Linked DNA regions of Homo sapiens: region 1 is linked to region 2. A link is an interaction called in ENCODE POLR2A ChIA-PET data of the cell type or tissue named here. Cell type or tissue: MCF 10A. All regions are shown on one strand.

What was found. Peaks named below come from ENCODE experiments on the same cell type or tissue, not always from the same donor. Only the 100,000 strongest peaks of a DNase experiment are listed, where the experiment ranks them.
Region 1: POLR2A ChIA-PET joins it to region 2 with 5 read pairs; 4 of 35 experiments call an interaction of 5 or more read pairs at or near these places.

What each region holds. Positions count from the first base shown.
Region 1 is chr1:226,854,473-226,862,472 of GRCh38, forward strand. LOC105373119 (a long non-coding RNA gene) reads right to left here. Exons shown (of 3, transcript XR_949226.4): 2 at 7,077-7,245; 3 at 4,531-5,964. Among named protein-coding and RNA genes, the nearest start is that of PSEN2, 12 kb to the right of the region's middle. In MCF 10A, no CTCF peak of the experiment used is centred here; no DNase peak of the experiment used is centred here.
Region 2 is chr1:226,698,412-226,706,411 of GRCh38, forward strand. All of the region lies in intron 2 of ITPKB (inositol-trisphosphate 3-kinase B), which reads right to left. Among named protein-coding and RNA genes, the nearest start is that of ITPKB-IT1, 27 kb to the left of the region's middle. RefSeq lists a silencer at 4,861-5,290. In MCF 10A, no CTCF peak of the experiment used is centred here; DNase peaks (open chromatin) are centred at 4,120 and 5,170.

The DNA.
Region 1 (8,000 bases), 160 kb after region 2:
CAACCATTGTGGAGGACAGTGGGGTGATTCCTCAAGGATCTAGAACTAGAAATACCATTTGACCCAGCGATCCCATTACTGGGTATATACCCAAAGGATTATAAATCATGCTACAGTAAAAACACATGCACACGTATGTTTATTGTGGCACTATTCACAATAGCTAAGACTTGGAACCAACCCAAATGTCCATCAATGATAGACTGGATTAAGAAAATGTGGCACATATACACCAGGGAATACTATGCAGCCATAAAAAAGGATGAGTTCATGTCCTCTGAATGGACATGGATGGAGCTGGAAACCATCATTCTCAGCAAACTGTCACAAGGACAGAAAACCAAACACCACTTGTTCTCACTCATAGGTAGGAATTGAACAATGAGAACATTTGGACACAGGGTGGGGAACATCACACATTGGGGCCTGTTGGGGTTTGGAGGGCTGGGGGAGGGATAGATAGCATTAGGAGAAACACCTAATGTAAATGACGAGTTGATGGGTGCAGCAAACCAACATGGCACATGTATACCTATGTAACAAACATGCACGTTGTGCACATGTACCCTAGAACTTAAAGTATTAAAAAAAAAAGTTAGCTGATCCTTTGTTTTTTCTGAGTCTAAAACTTTTCTTTTGAGCTATCGACAGCTTTTAACAATTTAGTATATTCTCATGAACAAAATTTGGGGCATATTTGTTTCTCTCTACTTGATATCTACAGAATTTGGAAACTATGAGTATTCGTAACTTATGGCAATACAGTTATTTGCATAAGTGCAATAAAAATCTGTTTTCATTTGTAACAGGACACAATTGGAGAAACTGGTTATTTTACCAAGGCTTTGACTGGAATAGTGTACTTTCCTTTAAGGAATCAACTTGGCTTATGGAGGAAATAAAGCCCGTGGCAAAACTGGCCTCATATTTTGTGTACGCAGTGCCTGTACAAGGTTTCTGACCTGTGGTAAGTAAAGAATGTCACTTTCTAACAAGTCCAGAAGCCCCAGGTTTATCTTGGAACCTCAACAGGAGAGGAAATTCACCCAACTCATTGATATTTGATGCGCAAATCCACGACTGGGCTTGGCTTTAAAAAAGTCTTATCTGATATCCCTTCTGTGGAACAAAGTTCCATCAAAGCCAATTAAAAAACTATTAAAAAATAATTATTCTTGCTGCACTGTATACAAATAATTAGGCCAAGTATAATAAGGCAAACCAGTCCTACCATGATTTGTCTTCAGCAAGGGAAACTGGAGAGAGAAAACTTATGTTTCAAAAAGTATAGTACACCTGTTGTTAGATTCTAATCCTGCCTAATGTTTTTCAATTTTTATTATTTCTACAGTTTGGGTTGAATTCTAAATTTTTTCTTGGCTACAAGTCTTCAAAATAATGTTTTCAATTATTTTTTCTTTTTTTCCTTCTTTTTTTCCCATTTTTCCTAATTGGGAATCACTGAAAGCTAAGCTGTGCTTTCTTAAAGCCCTGCGAACTGAAACTAGAGAACTTAAACTTCAGAAGAAAATAACAGCAACCTATTTACATACATAAGACACTTTCATACCTGCCTACTGATGTATAGACTTCAGAGGAATGTGGCCTGTATCAATTTTGCAGGATTGTTCTTTTGTTTGTTGTTGTTTTTCTCCCTTCCTCCTCCTATTTTCTCTTCAGAGGACACTAGACTTCACAATCTGCTAAAAATGAGCTTTCAGCACCTGCTCGTCTAGGAATAAACCATCCCAGCCATGAGAGATCAGATGAAACCTGAGACCAGAGACTCATTTTCTTGCAAAATGCTTTCTCGAAAAGATTTTAGAAAAGTTGGGAAATGTGAAAGGAAAGTATCTTGGGCCCCTTCAAGCTGGGAACCACTCAGGGCAAATCTGCCTCCCATTCTCTTCAAAGACATCCCTCTGCTCACAGAGATAGATGCATATTCTGATTACCTGCTTTGGAAAGACTTATCAAAAACTCAAAAGAATGCAACTGCTTATGTTTCACCCTATGTGTGACCTGGAAGCTCCTTCCCCACTTTGAGTCTTCCTGCCTTTGCTTCAAGTTGTGCTGCCTTTCCAGACCAACCAATGTACTTCTTACATATATTGATTGATGTTTCATGTCTCCCTAAAATATATAAATACTGGAACAATCTCTGCTTTGTGTAAATCTGGTTTAATTTGATTCTTTGTGTTAGCTCAGAAAATATTTATAGTAAATACCGAAATGGGGCGAACATCTTTATCATAAAAAGTTAACATAAATTACTAAGAAAAGCATCAAGAAACCAAAATATACACAGGTGAGGGCCATGATGGGTCTTTCACAAAGGAGAACATGAAACTGGTAAGCAAACATAGGAAAAATTCATACTTCCTAGTATTCAATGGAAATTAAAACACTGAGGTTTTTATGAATCTTTCAAATGAGCAGTTTTATAAAAAACTGAAACATTTAATAATGGCCGGGATAGAGACACTCTCATATCCTCCTGCAGGGGAGTAAACCTTAATTCAAGTCTTTTGAAAAGCAGTTTGAGAATATACTTCAAAAGCCCCATGCGACATAAGAAAAAATATATTGATCTCTGCCCCCAATTCCTGATACATATCTAAAACCCCTAGAATTTCCTGGGTGATAGAAGGATCTTTTGTTCTAATGAGGTGACTCTTGGTGGGCTCCTGGGTGGGCACCTGGCACCAGAAAGACCAAGACATGGTTAGGAGCTTGGAACTTTCAGCCCTATCCCCCCATCCTCAAGGGAGGAGAGTGAGGCTGGAGACTGAATGCACAATGGATCATGCCTATGAACTGAAGCCTACACCAAAATCCCTAATCTGCAGAGTTCCAAGAGCTTCCAGGATGCTCAACACATCCACGTGCCAGGAGGGCGGTGTACCCCAACTCCATGGAGACAGAAGCTCCTGTGCTCAGGACCCTTCCCACCTCACCCTAGGCACCTCTCCATCTGGCTGTACATCTGAATCCTTTCTACAAAACCAGGAGACGTAAGTAATGTTTCCCCTGACTTCTGTGAGCTGTTACAGCAAACTCTCAAACCTGAAGAGGAGGCTGTGGGAACCGCCAATTTGTAGTCAAGTTGGTCAGAAGTAGCAGAGGCCTGTGTCTTATGCTTGGCTCTGAAGTATGGGCAGTCTGTGGGGCCTGTGAGGTGTGCACTAACTCCAGGTAGGTAGTGTCAGAATTGAACTGAATGTCAGGACACCCAACTGGTGTACAGAGAGTTGAAGAAATGATTAAGAGTGGGGAAAATCCCCATACGGTTGGTCAGAAGTGTTTTGAGTAGAAAAACAGTGTTTTTATAGACCCCGATAATTTTACTTTGGCAGATTTAGAAAGAAATCTAAATACGGAAAAAGAAATCTATGGCCTAAAATTTTTTTAACTGGAAATAATCTTTAATAAGCACAACAGTGAGTATATGGTTATAGTGTGGTGTATCTATTCTTTGGAATACTTTTTCACTATTTCTTTTTTTTTGAGACGGAGTCTCACTGTGTCACCCAGGCTGGAGTGCAATGGTGTGATCTCGGCTCACTGCAACCTCTGCCTCCTGGGTTCAAGCAATTCTCCTGCCTCAGCCTCCTGAGTAGCTGGGACTACAGGCACGTGCCACCACGCCCAGCTAATTTTTTGTATTTTTAGTAGAGACGGGGTTCCACTGTGTTAGCCAGCATAGTCTCAATCTCCTTGATATCATGGTCTGCCCGCCTCAGCCTCCCAAACTGCTGGGATTACAGGCGTGAGCCACTGTGCCCAGCTCTCTTACATTATTTCAAATAATGTTTTAAAGACTACACAATAATACATGCATAAAATGCAATGTCAAGGGGGAAAGGCAGGCTACAAAATGCTCTACATACTGTATTTTTGATAAAGGTTGAAAGGAAATGCACCAAAATATTATTATTGGTCATCTTTGGAAGATGAAACTATTATTTTCTTCTTTATACTGCTTAGGATATCTAAGTTTTTGTTGTTGTTGTTGCTTTTTTTTTGAGACGGAGTCTTACTCTGTTGCCCAGGCTGGAGTGCAGTGGCGCGATCTCGGCTCACTACGACCTCCGCCTCCTGGGTTCAAGCAGTTCTCCTGCCTTAGCCTCCTGAGTAGCTGGGATTACTGGCATGCACCACCATGCCCAGCTAATTTTTGTATTTTTAGTAGAGACGGTTTCACCATGTTGGTCAGGCTGGTATCTAATTCCTGACCTCGTGATCCGCCCACCTGGCCTCCCAAAATGCTGGGATAACAGGCGTGAGCCACCGCACCCAGCTCTTTTTTTTTTTTTTTTTTTTCTTTTTGAGACAGCGTCTCGCTCTGTCGCCCAGGCTGGAGTGCAGTGGTGTGATCCCGGCTCACTGCAATCTCTGCCTCCCAGGCTCAAGTGATTCTCCTGCCTCAGCCTCCCGAGTAGCTGGGACTACAGGCATGTGCCACCACACCAGGCTAATTTTGTATTTTTAGTAGAGACGAGGTTTCACCATGTTGGCCAGGCTGGTCTCAAACTCCTGACCTTGTGATCCGCTCACCTTGGCCTCCCAAAGTGCTGGGTTATAGGTGTGAGCCACTGCACCTGGCCTAGAATATCTAAGTTTTCTTTAATGAATGTGTATCGCTTTACCATAGAAACAAAATCTGTAAAGCCAGAAAAAATCATGAATGCTAATTAGCGTAATACAATATTATCTTATAATTTAGATGTGGAAGCAAACAAAATGTAATGAAACTAAAAGTGTTATCCAGATGTATGCATTACTTCTTTTCTCTCCACTGTCAACAAAGTAATTTCTGGCTAAGTGGGAATAACCATCTGAGAGCTACTACTTCCCTTCATAAATCAACATGTGTATAGTAGCACACAGAACCCAAGAAAATGCAGAGAAAGCCAAGGAATTTTTAAAAGAAAAACATTTGCCAAATTGTCTACAAAGTACGTGTTGTGAATTTCATAAATCTCGTTAGAATATGACAATAAAGTGTGTGTGCACATCTTTGCAATGGTTTACAGAAACAGACACCAAAATGCTAAGCCCATGCACTACACATCATAGAAATATGGAATGAAGGTGGAGATGTCCTTAGATAAAATGGCATAAATAAGCAGTTCTCAAAGTGTGGTCTGCAGACCCCCAGGGTCTGTGTGGGCAAAATGGTTTTCATAATAATATTAAGACTTTGTTATCACTCATTTTCACTATGTTGATATGTGCACTGATGGAACAAAATCAGTGTTGGGTAAAACTGCTGACGCCTTAGCATGAACAAACTCTGTGACGCCAAACAGAGTAGTCGATGCTGCATTCTTCACTGCTATGATATTGGTGATTTTTTTAAAATGGCAGTCTCAGTTGAGAATGTACTTAATAAAGCAGTAAAAATTATTATTATTTTTTTTTATTTTATTTTTTTTTTTGAGACGGAGTCTCGCTCTGTCGCCCAGGCCGGACTGCGGACTGCAGTGGCGCAATCTCGGCTCACTGCAAGCTCTGCTTCCCGGGTTCACGCCATTCTCCTGCCTCAGCCTCCCGAGTAGCTGGGACTACAGGCGCCTGCCACCGCGCCCGGCTAATTTTTTGTATTTTTAGTAGAGACGGGGTTTCACCTTGTTAGCCAGGATGGTCTCGATCTCCTGACCTCGTGATCCACCCACCTCGGCCTCCCAAAGTGCTGGGATTACAGGCGTGAGCAGTAAAAATTATTAATTCCATCTAATCTCTGCCCTTGATCCTGTACTGTTTTTAATATTGTGTGTGATGCCACGGGACGTAGGCATAAAGCATTTCTGCTACAATTTGAAGTATCTTGGTTGTCTCCAAGAAAAGCACTTACGTCATTTTGTGAGTCGTAACCTGTACTGTTTTTTGCATAGAGCACCATCTTGAAAATATGACGGACAACCTGAAGTGATTCAGACTTGTGTATTTGGCAGACATTTTCTGAAAAATGAACAAAGTGAGCCTGTCACTTCAAGGGAAACAACTGATGCTATTTGTTGCCAATGATAAAATTTGAGCTTTCAAATGAAAGTGAGAATTCTGGAAAACTTGTATCTGCCATTATGAGTTTAATAGCTTCTCTGTATCTTTGGATAAGATTGACATTAATGAATGTGATCTTTTTTATCTTGTATAATGAAATGTGTCAACAGTTGGAAGATCTGCATAACTTAGTGAATCAGTGTTTTCCAAATGACCAGTACATCATGTTACAAAATAATGCATAAGTAAAAGATCCATTCAAATTGCAAGATGGGCCAATGGGTATTAATGTAACAGATATGAAAAGTTTGTTGATATGATTTCATGTTCTACATTGCAACTAAACTTTAAGAAATTACAACTGTTAAATTTGGTGTTATATCAAAGAATAATCCACAATGATCTGAAAAGGCTATTAAAATACTCCTATGGTTTTCAACTATAAATCTACATAAGGCCAAATTTTCTTCATATACTTCAACCAAAGCATCATATCACAACAGACTGAATGCAGAAGCAGGTGCAAGAATCCAACGGTCTTTGGTTTAGCCAGACACTAAAGAGATTTGTAAAATTGTTGGATTAATTTTTCCTTTTTCTTTGAGACAGCGTCTCTGTCCGTCACCCAGGCTGGAGTGCAATGGCGTGATCTCAGCTCACTGTAACCACTGACTCCCGGGTTAGAGTGATTCTCCTGCCTCAGCCTCCTGAGTAGCTGGGATTGCAGGCATGCGCCACCACACCCAGCTAATTTTTGTATTTTTAGTAGAGACAAGGTTTCACCATGTTGGCCAGGCTGGTCTTGAACTTCTGACCACAAGCAATCCACCCAACCTGGCCTCTCAAAATGCTGGGATTACAGGTGTGAGCCATTGCACCTGGCCTTGTATTAGTTTTTCTATTGCTACCATTAAAAATTACCACAAACCACAGTGGCTTAACAACACAAATTTATTCTCGTACAGCTCCGTAGGTCCGCTGTGTGACATGGGTTCTCACTGAGCTACCATCAAGGTATCCCAGAGCTGTGTTCCCTTTTGGAGGCTCTAATGAAGAATCTGTTTCCTTACCTTTTCTAGCTTCTGGAGGTCCTGTTCATTCCTTAGCTCTTGACTCCATCCTCAATCTTCAAGGCCAGCAATAGTGCATCTCCCTCTGAGCCTTCACTGTCACATCTCCCTCTCACCAGTTGGAAAAGGTTTTCCATTTTTCAGGAGCTGATGATTAGATTGGGTCCACCTGGATAATGAAAGATAATCTCCCATCTCAAAATCGTTAACCCTAATCATATCTGTAATGTCCCTTTTGCCACGTAAAATAACATGTTTTATAGGTTCAGAGTATTAAGGTGTGGACAGAATTGAGGGCCATAACTGCTCACCATGAATGTGAAACAGTACCATTCTTCCCACTAAATTTGTTTGCAAAATAGATTTTTCATTAGAATGTCATATCTTAACACATAATGGGTTTGTCATTCTAAAGTGAGTGAATATTTTTAAAAAATTTCTCAGTTTTGCTTTCTAACATGGTATCTTGGTCCACTTAATGTTGCTGTAACAGAATACCTGAGGCTGGGTAATTTATAAAGAAAAGAGGTTTTTTTGGCTTATGATTCTGGAGCTGGAAGTTCAAGAAGCACGGCGCCCACATCTGCCTGGCCTCTGGTGAGGGCTTCCCGCTGCATCATAACATGGTGGAGAAGCAGAAGGAGAAGCAGGCATGTACAAAAAAGGGACCAAAAACAAGGAGCAGCTTTGCGTTATAACAACCCACTATCATGGTAACTAGTTCAGTTCTGCAAGAACTAGCCGGGTCTCACAAGAAGTCCATCTTAACGAGCTAATCACCTCTGATACGCCCCACCTCCCAACACCGCTACACTGGCAATTCAAGGTGAGTTTTCACAGGGACAAACCACATCCAAACCACAGCATATGGTTAAGTATTGGTAAACATAAACCACATAAACAAAAGCTTTTGGAGTTCTGAAT
Region 2 (8,000 bases):
CAATTAGAGGAGGACCAACCTTTCAGAATCGTAAGACTGGAAAGTGTGTGCCTTCACGTTTCATTTTGCCTCTCCCCAGACTAAACCAACTAAACCATCTCTGGAAAAGACAGAGGCCAAGGTGACAGGAATTGTTCATTTATATATGAATGAGGCGTTGCTAAGTCATCAGAGGCTGGAGAAAAATGGAAGACTCTTTTTCCCAGGTTGCCAACCTCAAAGTTAGGTAACTATTGGCAGAGGTCAGACTAGGAAGAGGACAGGCATGATCTGCAGGAGGTTATGGAAAGCAGCATCCCAGATGGGGCAGCCCTCCCTGCTCCAGGCCACTGGGCTAGAGCTCAGCTCTGGACTGGCTTCTCATCCTGTCCTGCTGACTGCATAGTCACAGATCTGCTGATAGTCTCCAGACAAGACTAGCTCTGCTACCCTGGTCATATCTCAGGCTGGTACCCTCTCCAACCTGTTGCACCTATTTGCTTAAAATTAAGAGGGCTGAGCTGGGCAGTGCAAGAAAGAACTAGAAAGCCAGTCTCACCTGGAAACTCTACCAACTGCTATGAAGGACACAGGGAAGAGGTGGCAGGCAGGAACAATGCCTTAAGTTTTCCCCAGGTTCCTTGAACTCTCCATGGCCCTCTGGCCTCCCCTCACCCCCACTACCTCTCATAAGGAAGCAGCCCTGGCTTTCTAGTATGCTGATAATAAGGTCCTATCAGGCCAACTGAGAAAAGTCTCATCTAGAAGGAAAGTACTCAGTGCGCTATCTGTTCTGTAGGAAGGCTGAAGGCAATGCCTCCTGGTCACATCAGCAATGCTATAGAGAAAGGAAAGGTGCAAGAGCAGGACAGAGACTGCTCTGGCTGTGTACCTGGAGGATGATCTCTGAGGATCTCTGCACCGCCAAGCACCCTCCGGGCTGCTGACGACACGGTCAGATTCCCCAGTGCGTGAGCCTATACTACAGCAGTGTAGACTACAGCAGTTAAGAGCCCAACAGTGCGGCCAGGCAGGTCTGGGCTCTGAAGAACTGTGTTCACATACTAGAATTTTCTTGGACAACTGAGAAGTCATTTAACACCTCTGGAGTCTCAGTTTCCTCATCTGCAAAATAGATATATTAATAGCACTTACCTCACAGGGTCATTAGGAGGACTAAATAAGCCAAAATATTCAAACCACTTAGAACAATGCCTGGAGCATATTAAGCATTCAATGAACGTTAGTCAGTATCATCTTTACTGTCAGCTTTTTGAGAATAGCCCTTTCTGGGATATTCTTCATAGCACCCAGTACAGCAGAGCTTCATTAATTAAAAAAGAAAGAAAGAAAGAAAGAAAAAGAAAGAAAGACAGACAAACACTAAGCTATTCTATTAGTCAGGGTTCTCTAGAAGGACAGAACCAATAGGATAGATAAATATATAAAGGGGAGTTTATTAAGTATTAACTCACATGATCACAGGTCCCACAATAGGCTGTCTGCAAGCTGAGAAGCAAGGAGAGCTGGTCCAAGTCCCAAAACTGAAGAACTTCAGAGTCTGATGTTCAAGGGCAGGAAGGATCCAGCAAGGGAGAAAGATGTAGGCTGGGAGGCTTGGCCAGTCTAGTCTTTTCGCGTTTTTCTGCCTGCTTTATTTTCTATCTGCACTCGCAGCTAATTAGATGGTGCCCACCCAGATTAAGGGTGGGTCTGCCTTTCCCAGTGCACTGACTCAAATGCTAATCTCCTTTGGTAACACCGTCATAGACACACCCAGCATCAATACTTTGCAACTGGCCAGACACGGTGGCTTATGCCTGTAATCCCAGGACTTTGGTAGGCCCAGGCAGGCGGATCACAAGGTCAGGAGATCGAGACCATCCTGGCCAACATGGTGAAACCCCGTCTCTACTAAAACACAAAAAATTAGCCAGGCATGGTGGCATACGCTTGTAGTCCCACCTACTCGGGAGGCTGAGACAGGGGAATCACTTGAATCCGGGAGGCGGAGATTGCAGTGAGCCCAGATCACGCCACGGCACTCCAGCCTGGCAACGGAGCAAGACTCCGTCAAAAAAAAAAAAAAAAAAAAAAAAAAAAAAACCCAGAACTTTGCAACCTTAAATCCAATCAAGTTGACACTCAGTATTAACCATCATCACAGCTATTAATACGATTTAATATATATGTGAGGCGCTTTACACACATTGCTGAGTTCCCACATAAACCCAATGCCAAAAGTGTTTTCACAGAAAATAGCTTGCCTAGAATGATATTAGTGATTGGCCAGGCTAGGATTGAAACTCAGGCTCTGACTCCAGAGCCTGCTTCTTCTTCCCAAAGGTTACACTGCCTGCAGAACACCACCTTCTGAGCCCCTCTACCTTTATCAGAATGAGAAGGGAGTGGGGGCCCAAACAAAATTCAAGCAAGAGAGGAAGAGAACACAAAAAGAGATGCTGGGAAGCTCAGAAGAAATTCACCACCTTGTCAAGGCCTGTGTCTTTTTCTGGATCTGGGTTTGTCATCATTTGCAGCTTTTGCTTTGACTCTGGATGTTAGATTACGTAGAGCACTACATGGAGCACACGGTGCCTTCAATGAGAAACCAGCAAGCAGTCAGTCTGAAACTGTTTCTATAGACGTGGACAAGACTTCTCACAATGTCCCAGCTACCCAATGACACTGATTCTAATGCTAACACACCTCCAGGCACTTCAAATGCTTTTGGCACTCTGACCAGAAGCTAGCCACGCAGGGTCTGTGTGAGCCGCAGCAAGGCTGTCTGCTATATAAGCTCAGAACTCCTGCTTTTGGAAGAAGTATCATTTCAACAGAACAGAAAGTGACACCCCAACAGTAGAATTCCTACAAATTCTAACTGTGCTAACATCTTCCTAACAACAGTCCTACTTAAAAACTTCACTTTGGCCGGGCGCGGTGGCTCACGCCTGTAATCCCAGCACTTTGGGAGGCCGAGGCAGGCGGATCACGAGGTCAGGAGATCGAGACCATCCTGGCTAACACGGTGAAACCCCGTCTCTACTAAAAATACAAAAAATTAGCCGGGCGTGGTGGTGGGCGCCTGTAATCCCAGCTACTCGGGAGGCTGAGGCAGGAGAATGGCATGAACCCAAGAGGCGGAGCTTGCAGTGAGCCGGGATAGCGCCACTGCAGTCCAGCTTGGGCGAAAGAGTGAGACTCCGTCTCAAAAAAAAAAAAAAAAAAAAAAAAAAAACTTCACTTTACCCATTTTCTCCAAGGACTTAATCTCTTAAGCTCCACAGAGCCATGGAGACGCACACAGCAAACTGTCAGCACACAGGGAGTAGGAGGGGTGGGACAGTCTTCCCAAATTCTGCTGCTGGCTGCGCCTGAAATGAGTACACACACTTCAGGGGCGCTCACTAACCCACCCAGTTGTGACTGCAGATGTCATGATGACTGAATCCTTCTGACTCCTTGTCAGCATCAGCACTCCCTAATTCTGCAGAATAACTGGTACCAAATAGCCATTTCCTGCTCATTCACGGCTCCCTTAACAGAAAACTCCCTCCTCCTTCCTCCCCTAAGTCCCATGCACACACAGAGAGGGAATCAGAAAAGGCAGGAAATGCTTGCCTAAGACCAGAGAAAATGCCAGGGAAGAGAGAGACAAGAAAATTCCACCAGGTCTATGTTGAGCAGGGAAATTATTCCCCCAAGAGAAAAGTTCAACTTGGCCCGGCACGGTGGTTCATGCCTGGAATCCCAGCACTTTGGGAGGCCGAGGTGGGTGGATCACTTGAGGTCTAGAGTTCAAGACCAGCCTGGCCAACATGGCAAAACCCCGTCTCTACTAAAAAATACAAAAATTAGCCGGGTGTGGTGGTGGGCGCCTATAATCCCAGCTACTCGGGAGACTGAGGCAGGGAGAATTGCTTTAACCAGGGGGGCGGAAGTTGCAGTGAGCGGACATCACGCCACTACACTCCAGCCTGGGCGACACAGTGAGACTCCCTCTCGGAAAAAAAAAAAAAAAGGGAAAGTTCAACTTGACGGCTACCCCTATTTCATCATGGTGAGGTACAGAAAAAGGATTCCCTTCTGCAGCGCTGCCTATCCTCTTCTGATGACCTCACTGTGGCTATCTGGTTACAAAGGCAGGCAACAACTGGCACTAGGCCTAGAGAGAGATGACCAAAATTGACTACGCTTGCACAGTAAGGGACTAGATTTAATCCAATCATTTGGCTCCAAGAAATGCACGAAATACAACTACTGGTATTCTCTTTATTCGGCAGATGGTAATGAAGACCCATTGGGAGGGTGCCTTCCCATTTTGTCAGTCTAGGACCTGAGTGGAGTCCCAACCGGGAAGCCTGGGGCAGTGTGCTAAACCAGCAGCCAACAGATACTGCATTCCAATAGTGGCTTCTTGGTCCCCTGGCATTTTTTGTGCTTACCTTTAACTAACTGTTCCTTGCCTAAGCTCCTTCCAACCTCAAGGAACTAAGAGAATTTCATTCCTTTCTAATTAAATATTTTTCCTCCAATAGATAATCCACACTGACCCTATCGAGGGAAAATCTGAGCTGGTGTAACTGCAGGAGGTGGTTTATTTTCATAACAGTAAAACATCTAAACCAAATATGCCCTGTGTTTCAGCAGCTTAAACATTGAGGTCTGACAAGAACCCGAGATTCCACTTTGCCTGCCAAGGGCTAAGTGTGTATGCTGAAGCGAAAGAAAGTGATTATGAGGAAAAATGGGGAATGTCTGAGTGGGTGAAGGAAAAAAAAAGTGCAAGATATTACTAGAAAAACCTGACTGCACACACAATCCTATCCCCTACGCAGGAGAAAGACCGAGTGCTAGCACCCGGGGTGTGAAAGCCTGCACCAAGGGACCCAGGAACCAGGCGTGCCTCCATTTCTCACTCGATTTGTTTACAATGAACGGACGGCGCCGGAGTCCCTCCGCCCTCAGCTCAGGCCCGGTTCCCACCGCCCGACGCTGGCTGGCCGAGGCAGGGGCGCGGCGGGGGATTTCGGGCAGGGCGGTGAAGCAGGGCCTGCTCTACAGGGGGCTTTTCTTCGCCGCGGTTTCTTCCCCTGTCGCTGCCCGGCCCCCACCTCCTCTCTCCTCCCGCGCGCGCTCTGCCCGCCGCCCACGCGCGGAAGCCCGCGGCCGGGGAGGGGGCGCCGTCTCCCGGCATGCTCGGCGGCGGTGCCGGTCACGTGACGGGAAGGCGGCCGCCCCTGTCGCCTTCGCCAGCGCTAGCGGGCCCGCAGCAGAGGCAGTAGCGGGGCTTGAAATGCTGACCTGCACCCCTGGCTTGCGCTCCCCCAGGCGGGAAAGACAAGGGGGCTGCTGTTGCTGCTTACGAAAAGAATCTCAGCGCTGCTGGCCGCCAGCTTCCGGCTTGGGAGAAAGGATGTGTTTCAGTCTGGGTTTCCTCATTTGCAAAATGGGTATACTTTTTGTAGGGTTGAACTGTAGGTCAGCAGGCTCCCAAATCCTGTCTTTCCTTGTCCCCCTCACCCCCAAGAGTAACAACTTTTAATTAATTTTGTTCAAGAGCTAATAAAAAAAAAATCTTCATTTCTTTGGATGACACTGTGCCCAACTCCACGGTCAGCTTGCAGAGCGTAGCGGTTCTGCCCGAAACCCATCCGCCCAAGGCTTTTATTTTCCTAGATCTCAAACAGTGGGAGGGTCGGACTCTAAATACTATTTGTTTAGACCCCTGAAAATTTTTGATAATTCAATCTTAAGCCGAATTCCGTTTACCTTTACAGTATGAAAAAAGAGTGACTACGAAATAAAGAATATAAACATTAATAGTACAAGCACTTCAGAAAAATGTTTAGCATGCCGTAAAATACCAATTACAAAGCATTGTTAACTCTCAATAATTAGATCTCCGATGTAATTATACATGACCAATAAAGTAATAACACTACTTATCTTTAAAAACATTAATATAACCAAGACTACCCACATTGCAACAGGTTATCATACCTGGTCAACACGAGAATTCCCTGTAAAAAAGCTTCTCGTGTGTGCTAATGAAGATGTGTGAGAATGGAGAATAACTCAGCTAGTTTATTTCCTGGGCATTTATGAAAAACTGAATTGAGCGGGCAGCAATGAAAATTGTCATTCTGGGGAATGCAATATTTTTCCGCTTTGGGGAAATGAGCAAAAACATGTGACAAAAGCACTGGAGATAAAAGTGACACTGGGAAAGACAGTTTACAGTGGCTTGAAACAAAGCAGTGCATCATTCTGCCAACTTTACAGCCAAGCTTTTTTCAGAGATCATTGGCTACTTAAACAGTAAGTAATGGACGTTCAACAATGCTGTGCCCAGTCTAAAACTAAGAGGCTTTTATCTCTACCGATGACATGAGAAAACCTGTGACTACACACAGCCTCGACTTCATTTGAAATCTTGAGCTGGAATGACTTTTCTTAAAGTCAGAGGCTCCTTTGCACAGTGGAACAAACTCCTCATAAAATTTACAACTTGAAAGAAGTACTGGCAAAAGCTTGTACTTTTTAAAAGAATCACAGCATTGCTCTTGCTTGGCCAAATGTATTAAATGTTCAGAGATGAATTCCAGAATAGATAGGAGATAAGAACAGCATCAGTAACTGGGATAAAACCAGAAGGGCCTAAGAAAAGTTATAGGTCAGTTACTCAAAGGCTCCCCACATTCAGGCCACTCTCCCACAGAGCAAAATTATCCTAACATTATGTAAAACATTTAGGTGCTAATTCCTTTATCCCTCATCTCACATTTTTGATGTGAGAACATTCTGATGGCCAGAGGAAGAGAGGAGAGTCCAGAAACATACAACTTGATGTCGGTCAGGCACAGTGGCTCACACCTGTAATCCCAGCACTTTGGGAGGCCAAGGCGGGCAGGTCACCTGAGGTCGGGAGTTCGAGACCAGCCTGACCAACATGGAGAAACCTCATCTCTGCTAAAAATACAAAATGAGCCGGGCGTGGTGACGCGTGCCTGTAAACCCAGCTACTCGGGAGGCTGAAGCAGGAGAATCACTTGAACCTGGGAGGCAGAGGTTGCGGTGAGCCAAGATCGCACCATTGCATTCCAGCCTGGGCAACAAGAGCAAAACGCCATCTCAAAAAAAAAAAAAAAAAATGATGTCAAAGCTTCTGATTTTCTCCCTCCTTCCCCAAGCTTCCTGGGTCAAATCCAAATATGCAGATGTGCCTATGGGCACATACGGGCCTGAATACCTTCAATTTCCCACCAAGGAGACTTGTATCTGTGACTGCCTCCACCCCATTCCGGGAGGCTAGGCTGGCCTCCACAGTTGGAGGTTGCAGGCATCCCCTCTCCAGCTATATCAACTTATACTGCATGTTTTCTCCTGACCCCTGAGGACAGATCTTTGAGGCCCGAATCATTTCTTAGGACTCCCTGTCAGGCAGGTCATTTGAGGAATTAGAAACTCTGAAGTCCCTGGGAACCATGCAAGCCCAGAGTGCTGGGAAAGCACTTGTAGAGCCATCAGAAGGGATTCCCCTCACATCTTCCAACTCCCAAGCACCCATATGTTCACATAAACATCAACCCAACCAGTTTGTTGCCTCTTATTCCAAGCTGCTAAAGGGCTGGAAGAGGAGGCTGAGGGTCAGCAGGCAGAGGCTAGTATCTGCTGGGAATTGCCAGAAAGATGATCCCCCTCCTGTGAGGTGAAGGTCAAAACCAAGTAAATCCCATTTCCACTCCACAAACCTGTAAGAGTTCAATTGTTTAAATCAAAGGCAGTACGAAATTTAGAAAGATTAAGATGATGGGAAAGAACGTGGTACCACAAGTTGAACTCAATCCTGGAAAATAATAAATGATAAAACAATAAATAAAAATACTTGATAGTGAAACCCATTGGGCTGGACAGTGGTTTCCTCCAAGTTAAGTACAAGAGACTCCCTTTTATCCATTTCCATACCTAGGGTTCTTGACAGAAAACTTTCTAGAATGTGGGTTTTCTGAGCTGAG